Regions from separate parts of the Homo sapiens genome. Here region 1 is linked to region 2. A link is an interaction called in ENCODE POLR2A ChIA-PET data of the cell type or tissue named here. Cell type or tissue: PC-9. All regions are shown on one strand. Links, peaks and the distances in the headings refer to the core of each region. The heading gives the core; the rest is flanking DNA. Region 1 overlaps SPTAN1 (spectrin alpha, non-erythrocytic 1). Region 2 overlaps TBC1D13 (TBC1 domain family member 13).

What was found. Peaks named below come from ENCODE experiments on the same cell type or tissue, not always from the same donor. Only the 100,000 strongest peaks of a DNase experiment are listed, where the experiment ranks them.
Region 1: POLR2A ChIA-PET joins it to region 2 with 15 read pairs; 7 of 35 experiments call an interaction of 5 or more read pairs at or near these places.

What each region holds. Positions count from the first base shown.
Region 1 is chr9:128,555,838-128,566,123 of GRCh38, forward strand. All of the region lies in intron 1 of SPTAN1 (spectrin alpha, non-erythrocytic 1), which reads left to right. Among named protein-coding and RNA genes, the nearest start is that of SPTAN1, 8.4 kb to the left of the region's middle. RefSeq lists an enhancer at 3,040-3,099. In PC-9, for the core only: no CTCF peak of the experiment used is centred there; DNase peaks (open chromatin) are centred at 654 and 2,944; H3K27ac peaks cover 2,622 bases.
Region 2 is chr9:128,808,293-128,813,292 of GRCh38, forward strand. TBC1D13 (TBC1 domain family member 13) reads left to right here. Exons shown (of 12, transcript NM_018201.5): 12 at 1-2,138. Among named protein-coding and RNA genes, the nearest start is that of ENDOG, 7.7 kb to the right of the region's middle. RefSeq lists a silencer at 3,500-3,673. In PC-9, for the core only: no CTCF peak of the experiment used is centred there; no DNase peak of the experiment used is centred there.

The DNA.
Region 1 (10,286 bases), core at 519-5,518, 250 kb before region 2:
GACAAATATTGTAAACTTGGGTTTGTTTCCTGTTGCATTGACTTCTTCCACCACAATTTCTATAATAGAGCTTACCTTTTCATGTTTAAAAAATAGCTCTCGGGCTGGGTGCGGTGGCTCATGCCTGTAATCCCAGCGCTTTGGGAGGCTAAGGTGGGTGGATCACTTGGTCAGGAGTTCAAGACCAGCCTGGCCAACATAGTGAAACCCCATCTCTACTAAAAATACAAAAAATTAGCCGGGTGTTGTGGTGGGCCCCTGTAATCCCAGCTACTTGGGAAGCTGAGGCAGGAGAATCGCTTTAACCGAGGAGTTGGAGGTTGCAATGAGCCGAGATTGCACCATTGCACTCCAGCCCAGGTGACAGTGCGAGACTCTGTCTCAAAAAAAAAAATTAAAAAACAGCTCTCTTTATATGTTTTCTTTGTGTACAGTCTTTGTTTTCTAAGTCGGACCTTTTTCACAAAAAAAAAATTTAGTATCTTGATATCCCAAAATAAAAAATATAAACATTGGAAATTTCTAGTGTTTATAGGTGATAAATCCAAGGCAGGCCTTTTTATAAATCAGATGAGTTATTTACTTAAATGAGGTTTATAAAAATGGGCCACATTATAACCATTTCCTGTTTTGAGTCATAGTAACAATAAGGAACTTAAATACCTCTCATCTGAATTTTGCAGGTTAAAAGGTAAGTAGCAGCAAGATAGTATTTGGGAAGCAATCAGAAGTAAGTTTTCTCAATATTGCTCTGCATTTCTGGATTTTGATGCAATGCAGTATGAATCTTTTGCTTTCTTAAAGCTAAGTCCCTGCTCACCTCTGCAAAATTGCGCTAACAAGTTGAAATGAATTAATCAGTTTGAAGGCTGACATGCTGATCCACAATCCTGATTGGAATGTGGTTTAAGCAAAAATATTTGTTGTTTTTATTTATGGTGTTCAGTCATCCTTTATGTATTATTGACCTCTCTGCTTACCATCAAATCTGCCACTAAAATCTGCAGCTAAGCTGGTTTTGAGTTAATTTTGTTTGATCTGAGAATCAACTGGTATACAATTTTATGAGTGCTAATCAATTCTTTGGTGGTTTGTTCTTAGGGAAGCCCTTCCACATCCATGGATATAGTTCTCTTGCTTTGCAAATCTGAAATTTGGTAATAGGCTGGCATCCTAAGCCACGGAAAAAAGACATTGTTGGTTCTGCACATTTGGGTTCTGACTAAGCAACAAAAGCAACTGATGAATGGTTTCTATGATCTTTTGCTTTGGGTGATGTTTATGAATTTTTCCATAACCAAATGACCAAACGACCCGTTCATCCTGTTAGTCCCTAAAAATCCCTTTCTTGCAAAACTGTATGTCTAGTGGTGTCCTGCCTGAGAATCAGAATTCATTTTGTAGTATTCCAAATGTCTCTTACATCCAGTGCATTCAACTTGCTGAAAGAATGGCAATCCCAATGCTTTGTTTTTAATAGAGACTCCTTTCAGCTTCACTATAATTTTTTTCTCTCTTTTGGGATTCCATAGAGAAACTGACTGCACTCACTGCAGGTGCCAGGTTTACAGAGTCCAGAGCATTTGACCTTTGGTTCGAAAATGTTTGTATCTGCAGTCTTTTGTGTTGCTTAACGCAGTGGGATTCCCACCCACTGCCTCTGCCTGTACAAGAAGATAGAGCTATATATCCCATAAATACCCCCCAATTTTTTTTATTTTTATACTCCCAAATTTTATGCCCCCAAATACCCCCAAATTTTTATTTGGGGAATGAAAATTCCCCAAATACCAAGAACTGCCTCAAACAGCTGTCTCTTGGCGTTCATCAATAAGACAAAGATATTCATGTCTAATCTATTTTGTAGGAATCCATTTTCAGTTGATACTGTGTATAAGTTTGTGTTTGATATCCTGGATCATTCTGAAGCATGCTGTATCTTTGGATTAAATTAGAAATTTCTTTTTTTTTTTTTTTTTTTTTTGAGACGGAGTCTCGCTCTGTCGCCCAGGCTGGAGTGCAGTGGCGCGATCTCGGCTCACTGCAAGCTCCGCCTCCCAGGTTCACGCCATTCTCCTGCCTCAGCCTCCCGAATAGCTGGGACTACAGGTGCCCGCCACCACGCCCGGCTAATTTTTTGTATTTTTAGTAGAGACGGGGTTTCACCGTGTTAGCCAGGATGGTCTCAATCTCCTGACCTCGTGATCCATCTGCCTCAGCCTCCCAAAGTGCTGGGATTACAGGCGTGAGCCACCGCGCCCAGCTGTATATTAGAAATTTCTAGCCAAGATTCATATATTCAGACCCCACTCTTCTTCCGAGATCTGGTAGTATTGTAAGAATGCTGACAAGTTCATTTTATTCATTTTATTTATTACAATAGAGGACATAGTTGTAATTCCTGCTTTATCCCCCTGAGATTCGCATTACTTGCTGAATGATGCAGCTAACGTTTGACTGCTGCGTTGCAGCATTTATAAATAGCCTACGTCTTCAGTCTCCTCTAATAATATTTTGCAAATATATACCTTTTTTTTTAAGTTACCTTAAATGGGAAGTTGTCCTTAAACATATAGAGAATATACTTAGCACTTCATTTCCCCTCCTTCAGTCTCTATGTGAACAGACTTGATTGGCAAAATCAGAGACAGTTGGCTCCTTTGAGATAAGCAGTCAGTTGATTGCATTCCTAGGAAGTCGTCTCTGTTGTGGTTTTTAGGCAGTTAGTGGAACTGATAGATAGGCTGGTAAGATTGGAGTTTGTTTTTTAATGGCACGTTTCCCAGATTTTTCCTTTCTGGTGCTCTCAAAAGGCGTTAATCCCATATGGCTGGGAACAGCCTGGAACGTTCTCTGTGAAGTCGGCCTTATCAGTCTGCTGCATATGCCAGGGAAGGGGTGGGGTGCTTGCAGCATGCAGCCTCGGTTGTGGAAGGAATGTGGCACGCCCAGGCCGAGCTGAGCTGACATTTCAGTAACTGACAGTTTCGGGTGAGAGGCTGTAGCACCTTTGGATGGCAGGAATTCTTAATGATATTTATGAGAATTTTCCTGTGTTTAATGTAGTCTGCAGAAATGACCCTTTTAGGAGCAAAAAGAAACTGGAACTCGTGTAGATAAACAAGAGACAGCTCCCTGTCAGGTTAAGAGGGGGGAAACTCTCACTAACCCATAATGTTTTTTGGTGTCTCCTGTAATTGCACAAATGAAAATTCTGAATGCTGACTGCAGTGGGAGCACATTGGTGACTTTCAGATACCCAGCTCCCCAGAGACAGCCTGTTGTGGCTTGGCAGACCTCCCACCTACTGACGTCAGCTGATCTACTGCAGGAAAGAAAAGTCCATTATTGCCTGACCAAAGCACTTGGTATAGAATTGACTCGTTCTACTTCACTGGGGTGACAAAGAGGGCCTTTTAGGTTGGTTAATTTCAGCAGGGCCTTGCTGAACTGTCTCTCTGGATTGGCAGGATCAAATCAGCAAGCTGGGCCCAAGCAGGGGGACTTGCTCAGATGGAACCTTTGCGATATTATGATGGAGATTTTCTTATCATAAAGGGCTGTTCCCAAATGTGATTTAATTTCTGTAGCAGGTAAAGGATTTTAGAAATGCAGTGACTCCTGTGATAGGAGGCAGAACAGCACCATACACTCGAATCCTGGAGACTGCCATCTCTTTCAGGAGCTCGTGTGCAGTGTCGTTATTGTTCCATGTGTAACTATGCCTTCCTTGGAAAATTTCTTTACAAGAAAATTTTGGAAGCAAACAAATTAGATGCATAATTTCTCAATGTTTTTCCATCTTAACTGTTTCCTGAGGGTTGAGAACAAAGGAAATATATAAATAAATAAGTCTAACCCTAATTGTTTACCAAGACTCAATCTTAAATAATTTTGATTTTTTTTTTTTTTGAGACGGACTCTTGCTTTTTCGTCGCCCAGGCTAGAGTGCAGTGGTGCGATCTTGGCTCACTGCAACCTCTGCCTCCCGGGTTCAAGCGATTCTCCTGTCTCAGCCTCCCAGGTAGCTGGGACTACAGGCGTGCGCCACTATGCTTGGCTACTTTTTGTATTGTTAGTAGAGATGGGGTTTCACCATGTTGGCCAGGCTGGTTTCAAACTCCTGACCTCAGGTGATCCACCCGCCTTGGCCTCCCAAAGTGCTGGGATTACAGGTGTGAGCCACCCTGCCTGGCCGATAATTTTGATTTTTAAGAAATGATTAATACATCCACATCCACCTCACCTTTTTTTTTTTTTTTAAGAGACAGAGTCTCGCTCTGTCGCCCAGGCTGGAGTGCAAAGGCGTGATCTTGGCTCACTGCAACCTCAGCCTCCCGGGTTCTGGCAATTCTCCTGCCTCAGCCTCCCAAGTAGCTGGGATTACAGGCGCACGCCGCCACACCTGGCTAATTTTTTGTATTTTAATAGAGACGAGGTTCCACCGTGTTGCCCAGGCTTGTCTCGAACTCCTGAGCTAAGGCAATCCACCCCCTTCAGCCTTCCAAAATGCTAGGATTACAGGTGTAAGCCACCGTGCCCGCCTTTTTTTTTTTTTTTTGACACGGAGTCTAGCTCTGTCACCCAGGCTGGAGTGCAGGGGCTTGATCTCAGCTCACTGCAAACTCCGCCTCCCAGGCTCAAGGGATTCTCCAGCCCCAGCCTCCTGAGTAGATGGGACTACAGGCATGTGCCACCACACCCAGCTAATTTTGGTATTTTTAGTAGAGACAGAATTTTATCACGTTGGCCAGGCTGTTCTCAAACTCCTGACCTCAGGTGATCTGCCCGCCTCGCCTCCCAAAGTATTGGGATTACAGGTGTGAGCCACTGTGTCTGCCTCACTGTTTTTTCACTCCAAAGTGCAGATGTGAAAAGGAACTAATAAAGAGGGAGTGAAGGCCGGGTGCTGTGGCTCACGTCTGTAATCCCAGCACTTTGGGAGGCTGAGGTGGGTGGATCACCTGAGGTCAGTTCGAGACCAGTCTGGCCAATATGGTGAAACCCAATCTCTACAAAAGTACAAAAATTAGTCGCGTGTGGTGGCGGGTGCCTGTAATCCCAGCTACTGGGGAGGCTGAGGCAGGAGAGTCACTTGAACCTGGGAGGCGGATGTTGCTGTGAACCCAGATAGCATCACTGCACTCCAGCCTGGGCAACAGAGCAAGACCCCATCTCAAAAAAAAAAAAAAAAAAAAGAAGTGAAAGGAACTAATAAATAACCAAACAGCCATCAATAAATAATATGTCGGCCAGGCACGGTGGTTCACGCCTGTAATCCCAGCACTTTGGGAGGCCGAGGCGGGCGGACCACAAGGTCGAGATCAAGATCATCCTGGCCAACATAGTGAAAGCCTGTCTCTTAAAAAGAAGAGAAATACAAAAATTAGCTGGGCGTGGTGGTTTGTGATTGTAGTCCCAGCTACTCGGGAGGCTGAGGCAGGAGAATTGCTTGACCCTGGAGGCGGAGGTTGCAGTGAGTCAAGATCGCACCACTGCAATCCAGCCTGGCGACAGAGCAAGACTCCATCTCAAAAAAAAAAAGGCCAGGCGCGGTGGCTCACGCCTGTAATCCCAGCTCTTTTGGAGGCCGAGGCAGGCAGATCACGAGGTCAAGAGATCGAGACCATCCTGGCTAATATGGTGAAACCCCATCTCTGCTAAAAATACAAAAAATTAGCCGGGCGAGGTGGTGGATGCTTGTAGTCCCAGCTAGTCGGGAGGCTGAGGCAGGAGAATGGCATGAACCGGGGAGGCGGAGCTTGCAGTGAGCCGAAATTGCACCACTGCACTCCAGCCTGGGCAACAGAGCGAGACTCCGTCTCAAAAAAAAAAAAAAAAAAAAAAAAAAGAATATGTCAATATGTCAACTCTAATCATGTTAAGAATCACTGTGTCTATTGTGCCATATTCTGGGAACCGGAGGATCCCAGGTCATCCTGGCCTTTGCAACTTGCTTACTAAATTACCTGTCTCCCAACTACTTAATTATAAAACGATGGCAGTTTCTTTATTTCCAAGCTCTGAATATAATTGGATCTATAATATGTGCCAAGTCCTGAGTTCTGTGCCCAGAGAGTAAGAGTAAAATATGGTCTTCTTTAGAGTTCCTTAAAGGACTTATGAATGTGGTAGGGAGAACACAATAATTTCATGGCAGAATGTGGCAGTGTTATAAGATGAATGATAGAGGTGGGTGGTCAGGGAGTGGAGACTTCTGATTCAGAAAGACTTCATAGAGGACGAGGCATTTGCTTTGGACTCAGAGATCTGTATGATTTGTTTTTTATATTTTTTATTTTTTTGACAGGCTGGAGTGCAGTGACGCGATCTGGGCTCATCACAACCTCCGCCTCTCAGGTTCAAGCGATTCTTCTGCCTCAGCCTCCCGAGTAGCTGGGGCTACAGGCGCGTGCCACCACACCCGGCTAATTTTTGTATTTTTAGTAGAGATGTGGTTTCACCATGTTGGCCAGGCTGGTCTGGAGCTCATGACCTTGTGATCCACCTGCCTCGGCTTCCCAAAGTGCTGGGATTACAGGCGTGAGCCACCGCGCCCAGCCGAGATCTGTATGATATTAGATGGTAGGGTTGGGAGTGGGAGAGGAGAGTGCACTCCTGGGAAAGGGAACTTTTTGAGCTTTCAAATGGACCCTGTCCAGGACCTGTAATTGGTGTTGGTGAGGGAGCTTGACATGAGATACGGCTGGAGGAGACAACTGGAAGGTGACTGAGTGAAGTCTTGTTTACCTTGTAGTAAATGTGATTATAGTGATCCTTGTCAGGGTCCTCATCAGAAATCAGCCTTCTCCAAAATAGGCTGACAGACTTAGGGCAGCAGTGTAAACTATGACTGCCTGTTATCATTAAATATTACAAAACTTTGGGAGGCCAAGGTGGGCGGATCACGAGGTCAGGAGATCGAGACCATCCTGGCTAGCACGGTGAAACGCCATCTCTACTAAAAAATAGAAAATATTAGCCGGGCGTGATGGCAGGCGCCTGTGGTCCCAGCTACTCAGGAGGCTGAGGCAGGAGAATGGCGTGAACCCAGGAGGTGGAGCTTGCAGTGAGCCGAGATCACGCCACTGCACTCCAGCCTGGGCGACAGAGTGAGACTCCGTCTAAAAAAAAATATATATATACATGTATGTGTATATATATATATATATATATATATATATATATATGTATATATTTTATTACAAAAACTGCTCTGAGCAGACATTAAGCTTTTCAAGGTCACTCCCAGTTTTTGGTTTTAAGGACTTGACGTCTGTTTTAAGAATAGAAAATAGGCCAGTGCAGTGGCTCATGCTTGTAATCCCAGCACTTTGGGAGACTGAGGCATGTGTATCACTTGAGTCCAGGAGTTCGAGACTAGCCTGGGCAACATGGTGAAACCACACCTGTACAAAAAATATAAAAATTATCCAGGTGTGCTGGCACCTGCCTGTACTCCTAGCTACTCAGGAGGCTGAGGCGGGAGGATCGCTGGAGCCCAGGAGGCAAGGTTGCAGTGAGTTGAGATCGTATCACTGCACTCTAGCCTGGGCAACAGAGTGAGACCCTGCCAAAAAACAAAAAACAAAAAAACGCCACTTTCTCAGAGTATACTGCCATGTGGTCAATCCAAGATTGGTAATTCAGATTTAGTCATTAGGTTGACACCTAGTTGTGTAGCTTTAGTCAGCACATTCTTTATTTGCCATTCTTGTCATCAGTCTAGCACTTAACTGGATAGAATTCCAATTTTACAATATGCAAACTGAAAGATTCGTTATGGAGCTCTCTCCCTACCCCTTACAAATGAATTCAGGTCTGCTGCACAGCATCTGCAACATTCAGCATGGACTTGATCATTTATTCAACCATTTCTTTTTTTTTTTTTTTTTTGAGACAGGGTCTCATTGTGTCACCCAGGCTGGAGTACAGTAGTGTGACTACGGGCGCATGCCACCATGCCTGGATAATTTTTTTTTTAGAGCCAGGGTTTAGCCATATTACCTAGGCTGTTCTCGAACTTCTGGGCTCAAGCAATCCGCCCACCTCAGCCTCCCAAAGTGCTGGGATTGCAGATGTGAGCCATGGCGCCCGGCCTATTCAACCAACATTTCTTGATGACCTCTGTATGCTAGAAATCAGGGATACAGGACCGGACATGGTGGCTTACACCTGTAATCTTAGCACTTTGGAAGACCGGAGGTGGGAGGATCATTTGAGCCCAGGAGTTCAAGACCAGCCTAGGCAACCTATCAAAACCCTGTCTCTACAAAAAAAATTTAAAAATTAGCCAGTCATGGCTGTGCGTGGTGGCTCACGCCTGTAATCTTAGCACTTTGGGAGGCCAAGGCGGGTGGATCACGAGGTCAGGAGTTCGAGACCAGCCTGGCCAACATGGTGAAACCCCGTCTCTACTAAAAATACAAAAATTAGCTAGGCACCATGATGGGCGCCTGTAATCCCAGCTACTTGGGAGGCTGAGGCAGGAGAATTGCTTGAACCCGGGATGCAGAGGTTTCAATGAGCCAAGATCATGCCACTGCACTCTAGCCTGGGTGACAGAGCAAGAGTCCTTCTCAGAAAAAAAAAAAAAATTAGCCAGTCATGGTGGTGTGCACCCATAGTCACAGCAAGTGGGAGGCTGAGGTGGAAGCATCACTTGAACCAGGGAGGTCGAGGTTGCAGTGAGCCGTGACTGCACTCCAGCCTGGGCAGCAAAATAAGGTCCTGTCTCAAAAACAAATAAATAAATAAATAAAAATCTGGTATACAAATATTAGGTTGCTCGGTGTAATCATACCTTAGGATGTATGTACAATTGCTTTGCAAATCTATAGAGAAGTGTGATTACGTCTGAGAAGGAGGGAAGGAAGGAACATTGGGTACAGTTTAGTAAAGAGTCAGGATCCTGCAGTTTACCCATTTCAGCTGGGTGTTGAGATATAAATAAATAAGCGCTATCTAGGCAAAGAAGAGTCATAGGACATTCTAAACAAAGGAAGCATGTGCACATGGCTTGGAGTTTTAAAGGGAATTACACATTTTAGAGCAGAAAGAATACTTCTATCCGCCACAAGGGTAGGGGTCACGGGTGAGAGATAATACCAGGCAGGCATGTTGGGCCAGATTGTGAAGGTCCTGCTCAAGAGGTGGGTTCTTTCTTCTGTCTGAAGGAAGCCATAGGTCGGGGGCAGTGGCTCACACCTGTAATTCCAGCCCTTTGGGAGGCTGAGGCAGGCAGATCACGAGGTCAAGAGATCGAGACCATCCTGGCCAACATGGTGAAACCCCATCTCTACGAAAAATACAAAAATTAGCTGGGCGTGGTGGTGCAGGCCTGTAGTCCCCGCTACTCGGGAGGCTGAGGCAGGAGAATCACTTGAACCCTGAAGGCAGAGGGCAGTGAGCTGAGATCATGCCATTGCACTCCAGCCTGGTGACTGAGCGAGACTCCGTCTCAAACAAAAAACAAAAAAAAGCCATAAAAGATTTGGGAGTGGCATGGCGAAGAATGTTTCCTTTTATAGTATAAAACATTTTGGACTGTGGAAAAACAATAATACAACAAAAATACATGGTTGATATGTGGAGAATAATTTAAAGGAATGGTGATATGACTAAAATCAGCTCATCTACACTTCTCCAGGAAGGTGGTCTCTTAGAAAGGCAATCTTCAGATCTGATCAGGCACAGACAGTGCCTTCCTACCACCAATGAGAACTGCTTGAATCCCTACAGAGCTGGGGCACTAGCTAGAAACTCTGACATCAGCCATCTCCTTCTGTTTACCTGCTAGGTGGATGTGGGGCAGCACTCTTGACAGGTTTCATTCCTAACTCTTAGCCTACTCACCCTTTTCTTTCTGTCTTGGGATAGACGACAGGATAAAGGAAAGAACTCCCAGATGTTTCCAGGGTAACACAATTTTATACCTTTTATTATACATTGTAGAACAATAGCTGGAAGGGACCAGCAGGCTTATCTGTTCTGCTTCCTTAGTGAACTCAAAAACCTCTCTATAGGCTGTAATTTTGAAGTTCGAAGAGACTTGAGAGCACGTCGTTTTTCCTGACATTTTTAGTCACTTTAGGAAATTGAGGCATGGAGAGGGAAGGTGGCTAGTGTGAGGTCACATGTTGCTGACAAATTCAGAAGCTTTTTGGCGTTAATCTGTATCTGTTTCCTTCTGTGTTCCTTAATTAGTTAGAGGATAAAATGGCATATTCTTTGTTTTCGGTTTTTGTTTTGTTTTGTCACCCAGGGCGGAGCGCAGTGGTGCAATG
Region 2 (5,000 bases), core at 1-5,000:
TCGGCTGCTCCACAGGGAAGGCGACACTGAAAGCTGAGTCCTGCCGTCTGTCTCACCCACAGATGTCTGTAGTCGGTCGGTGTGAATGTGGGCCCAAGTCCCCAGGCATCTTCTCCGTGTGTGTGTGTGTGTGTGTGTGTGTGTGTGTGTGTGTGTGTGTGTGTTAGGGAGTGAGGGTCTCTCAGGCCTCCAGGTCTCCCAGCCCCTCCTTCTCTGTCTCTACCTCTCTGCCTGTCTCCTTCCACCTCCTTCCCAGAGTGGGACTGTGTCTTGCTTCATGATTCCTCTCTCCATTACTCTCCCTGCCCTTCTCTGTTGGGGTGCCTTATCCTGAGCCACCTCCTCTCCCCGCTTGCCTCTGCTCCCCTGAACCTGGGAGACAGATGAGGAGACTGGCTCAGCAAGGCCCCTGGAGGTCAAGCTTGGCCTTTGCCTCCTGTTCCCATCCCCCAGCCCTGGCTCCTAGGTCCTCCCAACTGGGAGGGAGTCCTCCGTGCCTCACTTAGAGGGTTCTGAACCCGTTCCCTACACAGAAATCTTGGAAACCAAATGCTGCTGAGTAAGGATGAAGCTTTGAGCCTCCTGCCCCTGCTTTCTGCCCAGGGAGGGAGAAGGAAGAGGGGGAGCTGGTTTTTCTGGAGGTTCCCCCAGAGGCCCTCCTGTCCGAAAAGAAAAGGACCTTGATTCTGAGCCCAGGGTCGGAACCCATTGCTTCAGAAGAGTTGTCATTCCCTCGGCTTCCAGGTCCCAACCCAGGGTTGGGTTGAGTGAGTCCCACAAAGGGCAAGTGGGGCCCGAGGAAGCCTCTCTGGGGCCAGGGGTAGCTGAGCTTAAAGGCCCTGGGTCCTGCCAGTTCCAGGAGGGCCATGTCTGTGCCTCTGTGTACCCCTCCACCCGCTGCGGGCTGAGGGAGGTGCAGGGCCTTCTCTGACCCCTGCCTGAGCTGTTCCCAGGGCTGGAGCAGGTGTACCCTGAGCAGGGGCAGCTGGCCACTCCCAGTTCTCACCAAGTCACCTCCCTCCTTGTACAAGGTTTGCGTCCGGAAGCCGGGTGCCATAGTGAGGACCCTCGTCCTCCAGACTGGCTGGCAGGAGTCAGGCCCCAGCAGCCCTCCTGCCCCCAAAGCTTTCCGAGTCTGGTGGGCAGGACTTCTCGCTGCCCTTCCAAGCCCGGCTTTGGGCCAGGAAAGGCTTCCCCAGGTGGCTCTTCTACCAGGCTTTTCCTTTGATGCCGCCTGGATTTCCGCACCTGCCTGTCTCCTCTCCCAGAGCACAGTATTTGGGAGACTTTGACTATTTATTCAGACTCCTGGCTATGTATTGCACATTGGCAAGTGCTCTGGGGATGAGGCATGGGTATAGGAAGGGAGAAAGGAGTTGGAGACAAGATCCTCTTCATTTTCCAAGATCAAAGTCAGCCTCTTCTCCCCATGCTTCTAGGAACTGCCTGGTTTTCGAGCAGGTCCTGGCTGAGCGGGCTCTGAGTTCTGTACTGGAATTGAGTGTAAAGATGGGAAGAGAACTGGGCTGACTCCAGGACCTCCAGGATGAGGCAGAGGCATGATGCTTCCTGCTCACCTGGGCCACCCTCTCTCCAGGACTTGTCAGCTGGTGGTTCAGCCCCTTCTCCAACCCCTTCATAAGCTTGGGCCACTGCCTGGGACCCAGCAGACACTGCCCAGGACTCTTTAGTGCACTCACTCTTGTCTGCCCCCTACCTTCCCTCCTGGAACCACACTACTTGAATCACCATTACTTTGCCTCGCTGGCAGAGTTGGGTCAAGTGCCCTCTCCTTGACCTTGAGATGAAGGTCAAGAGCACAGGGACCAGGCCTTGGTTAGGCTGAGCTCCCAGCAGGACACCGCCTGCAGAAAGGACCTGCCCTGATAATGTCCCTTCCCCAGATTCTCAAGCAGATGCCCAAGGGAGGTCCCCACAGAGCCAGAGTGCCTGAGGCTTCCTGCTTGAGAACCTGCCCCCTGGATCTTGGACACTTACAGATTGAGCTGTATGAATTCAGCGGGTCTCACTCCAGAGGGTCAGAACGTTTGCTTTAGTTTTTTCATCTGTTTTGTTCCTTGAGTCAGTGCTGTTGATGACGAGTTGTCTTGAATAAATCATGTGTTCTTTGCAATGGGCATTGGTGCTGTGATGAGCTGAAACTTTGGAGACCTCAGAACAGGGAAAAATGAACAGGGATGGAGTCAGAGTCTCTTAGAGTAGCCCTTCTAAGAAAAGGTCCAGGAAATCCTTCTGGGAAGAGCCTGTTGGATTCTTCCAGTTCAGCCTCAGCAGTCTGCAGCTGGGGGAGGAGGGAGTGAGTACTGGCTAAGGAGGTTCTGCATACATGATTACATAGCCTGTTATTTTTCAGATTTAAAAAAGCTTAGACCATCCATTATATGTGGAAAAAGCATTTGACAAAATTCAACATCTTTTCCTTATTTTTAATTTAATTTTATTTTCTTTGAGACGGGGTCTTGCTCTGTCACCCAGGCTGGAGTGCAGTGGCACGATCTCCACTCACTGCAACCTCCGCCTCCTGGGTTCAAGCGATTCTCCTTCCTCAGCCTCCCAAGTAGCTGGGATTACAGGTGCCCGCCACCACACCTGGCTAATGTGTATTTTTAGTAGAGACGGGGTTTCACCATGTTGACCAGGCTGGTCTCAACTTCTGACCTTGTGATCCGTCCGCCTTGGCCTCCTAAAGTGTTAGGATTACAGGTGTGAGCCAAGATCAGGAACAAGACGAGGATGCCCACTCTCTACTTTCATTCAACATAGTACTGGCAGTACTAGCCAGACTGGTTAAGCAAGAGAAAGAAAAAGCATCCAAATAGGAAAGGAAGAAGTGAAATTGTCTCTCTTTGCCAACAACATGATCTTATATTAGAAAAAACCCTAAAGACTTCACCAAAAAGCTGTTAGAACTAAAGTGACAAGAAACAAAATCAACAAACAGAAATCAGTAACATTTCTGTACACTAACAAACTATCTGAAAAAGAAATCAAGAAAAAGGCAGAAATAAAAAACTGAATTCAGAAAAAAAAAGACAAGAAATAGAGAAAATCTCATTCACAGTAAGTACCCCCTCAAAAAAATTATTTAGAGCCGGGCGCAGTGGCTCATGCCTGTAATCTCAGCACTTTGGGAGGCCGAGGTGGGCGTTTCACAAGGTCAAGAGATTGAGACCAGCCTGGCCAACATGGTGAAGCCCCGTCTCTACTAAAAATACAAAAATTAGCAGGGCGTGGTGGCACATGCCTGTAATCCCACTTACTCAGGAGGCTGAGGCAGGAGAATCGCTTGAACCCGGGAGGTGGAGATTTCGGTGAGCCCAAATCGTGCCATTGCACTCCAGCCTGGGCAACGAAAGTGTAACTCCGTCTCAAAAAAAAAAAAAAAAAAAAGGTTTAGTAACCATAACAGCATGATACTGGTGTAAAATAGACACACTGACCAAAGGAACAGAACAGAGGAGCCCAAAATGAACCCAGGCATTTGGGGGTGAATTGGTTATCTTTTCTTTTTTTTTCTTTTTCTTTTTTTTTTTTTTTTTTTTTTGAGACAGGGTCTTACTCTGTCACTGAGGCTAGAGTGCAGGGGCATGATTATGGCTCACTGCAGCCTTGAATTCCCAGGCTCTGGTGATCCTCCCTTCTCAGCCTCTCAAGTAGCTGGGACCACAGGCACACATCACCACGCCCAGCTAGGTTTTTATATTTTGTAGAGACAGGGCATCTTTGCATTGCCCAGGCTGGTCTCAAAACTCCTGGGCTCAAACAGTCTTCCTGCCTTGGCCTCCCAGTGTTGGGATTACAGGTGCGAGCCACTGTGCCAAGCTGTGTTTGTGGGGTTTTTTTTGTTTTTTTTTGTTTTTGTTTTTGTTTTGGTGCTGTTTTTGAGATAGCGTCTCGCTCTGTTGCCCAGGCTTGCTGCAGTGGCGCCAGCTTGGCTCCCTGCAACCTCCGCCTCCTGGGTTCAAGTGATTCCCCTGCCTCAGCCTCCCAAGTAGCTGGGACTACAAACCTACGCCACCATGCCTGGCTAACTTTTATTTATTTATTTATTTTTGAGACGGAGTTTCACTCTTGTTGCCCTAGCTGGAGTGCAATGTCATGATCTCAGCTCACTGTAACCTCTGGCTCCCGGGTTCAAGCAATTCTCCTGCCTCAGCCTCCAGAGTAGCTCGGATTAGAGACACATGTCACCATGCCCGGCTAATTTTTTGGGTTTTTTGTTTGTTTTAGTAGAAACAGTTTTACCATGTTAGTCAGGCTGGTCTTGAACTCCCGACCTTAGGTGATCCACCTGCCTCAGCCTCCCAAAGTGTTGGGATTACAGGCATGAGCCACCACGCCCTGCCTAACTTTTGTATTTTTTTAATTGAATTTATTTTTATTTATTTATTTATTTATTTATTTTTGAGACAGAGTTTTACTCTTGTTGCCAGGATGGAGTACAATGGCGCGATCTTGGCTCACTGCACCGTCCACCTCCCGAGGTCAAGCAATTCTCCTGCCTCAGCCTCCTGAGTAGCTGGGATTACAGGCGCCCGCCACCACACCCGGATAATTCTTTTTGGAAGTTTAGCAGAGATGGGGTTTCACCATGTTGACCAGGCTGGTCTTGAACTTCTGACCTCAGGTGATCCGCCCACCTCAGCCTCCCAAAGTGCTGGGATTACAGGCGTGAGCCACCACACCCAGCTGTATTTGTGTTTTAAGCTAACTGTTACTACAAAAGAGTCCAAAAGTTTAAAAAAATTAGAACATTTGTAGGCCAGGCACGGTGGCACGCCTGTAATCCCAGCACTTCGGGAGGCCTAGGTGGGCAGATCACGAGGTCAGGAGATGGAGACAATCCTGGCCAACATGGTGAAACCCCATCTCTACTAAAAATACAAAAGTTAGCTGGGTGTGGTGATGCCCGCCTCTATTCCCAGCTACTCGGGAGGCTGAGGCAGGAGAATCGCTTGAACCTGGGAGGCGGAGATTTC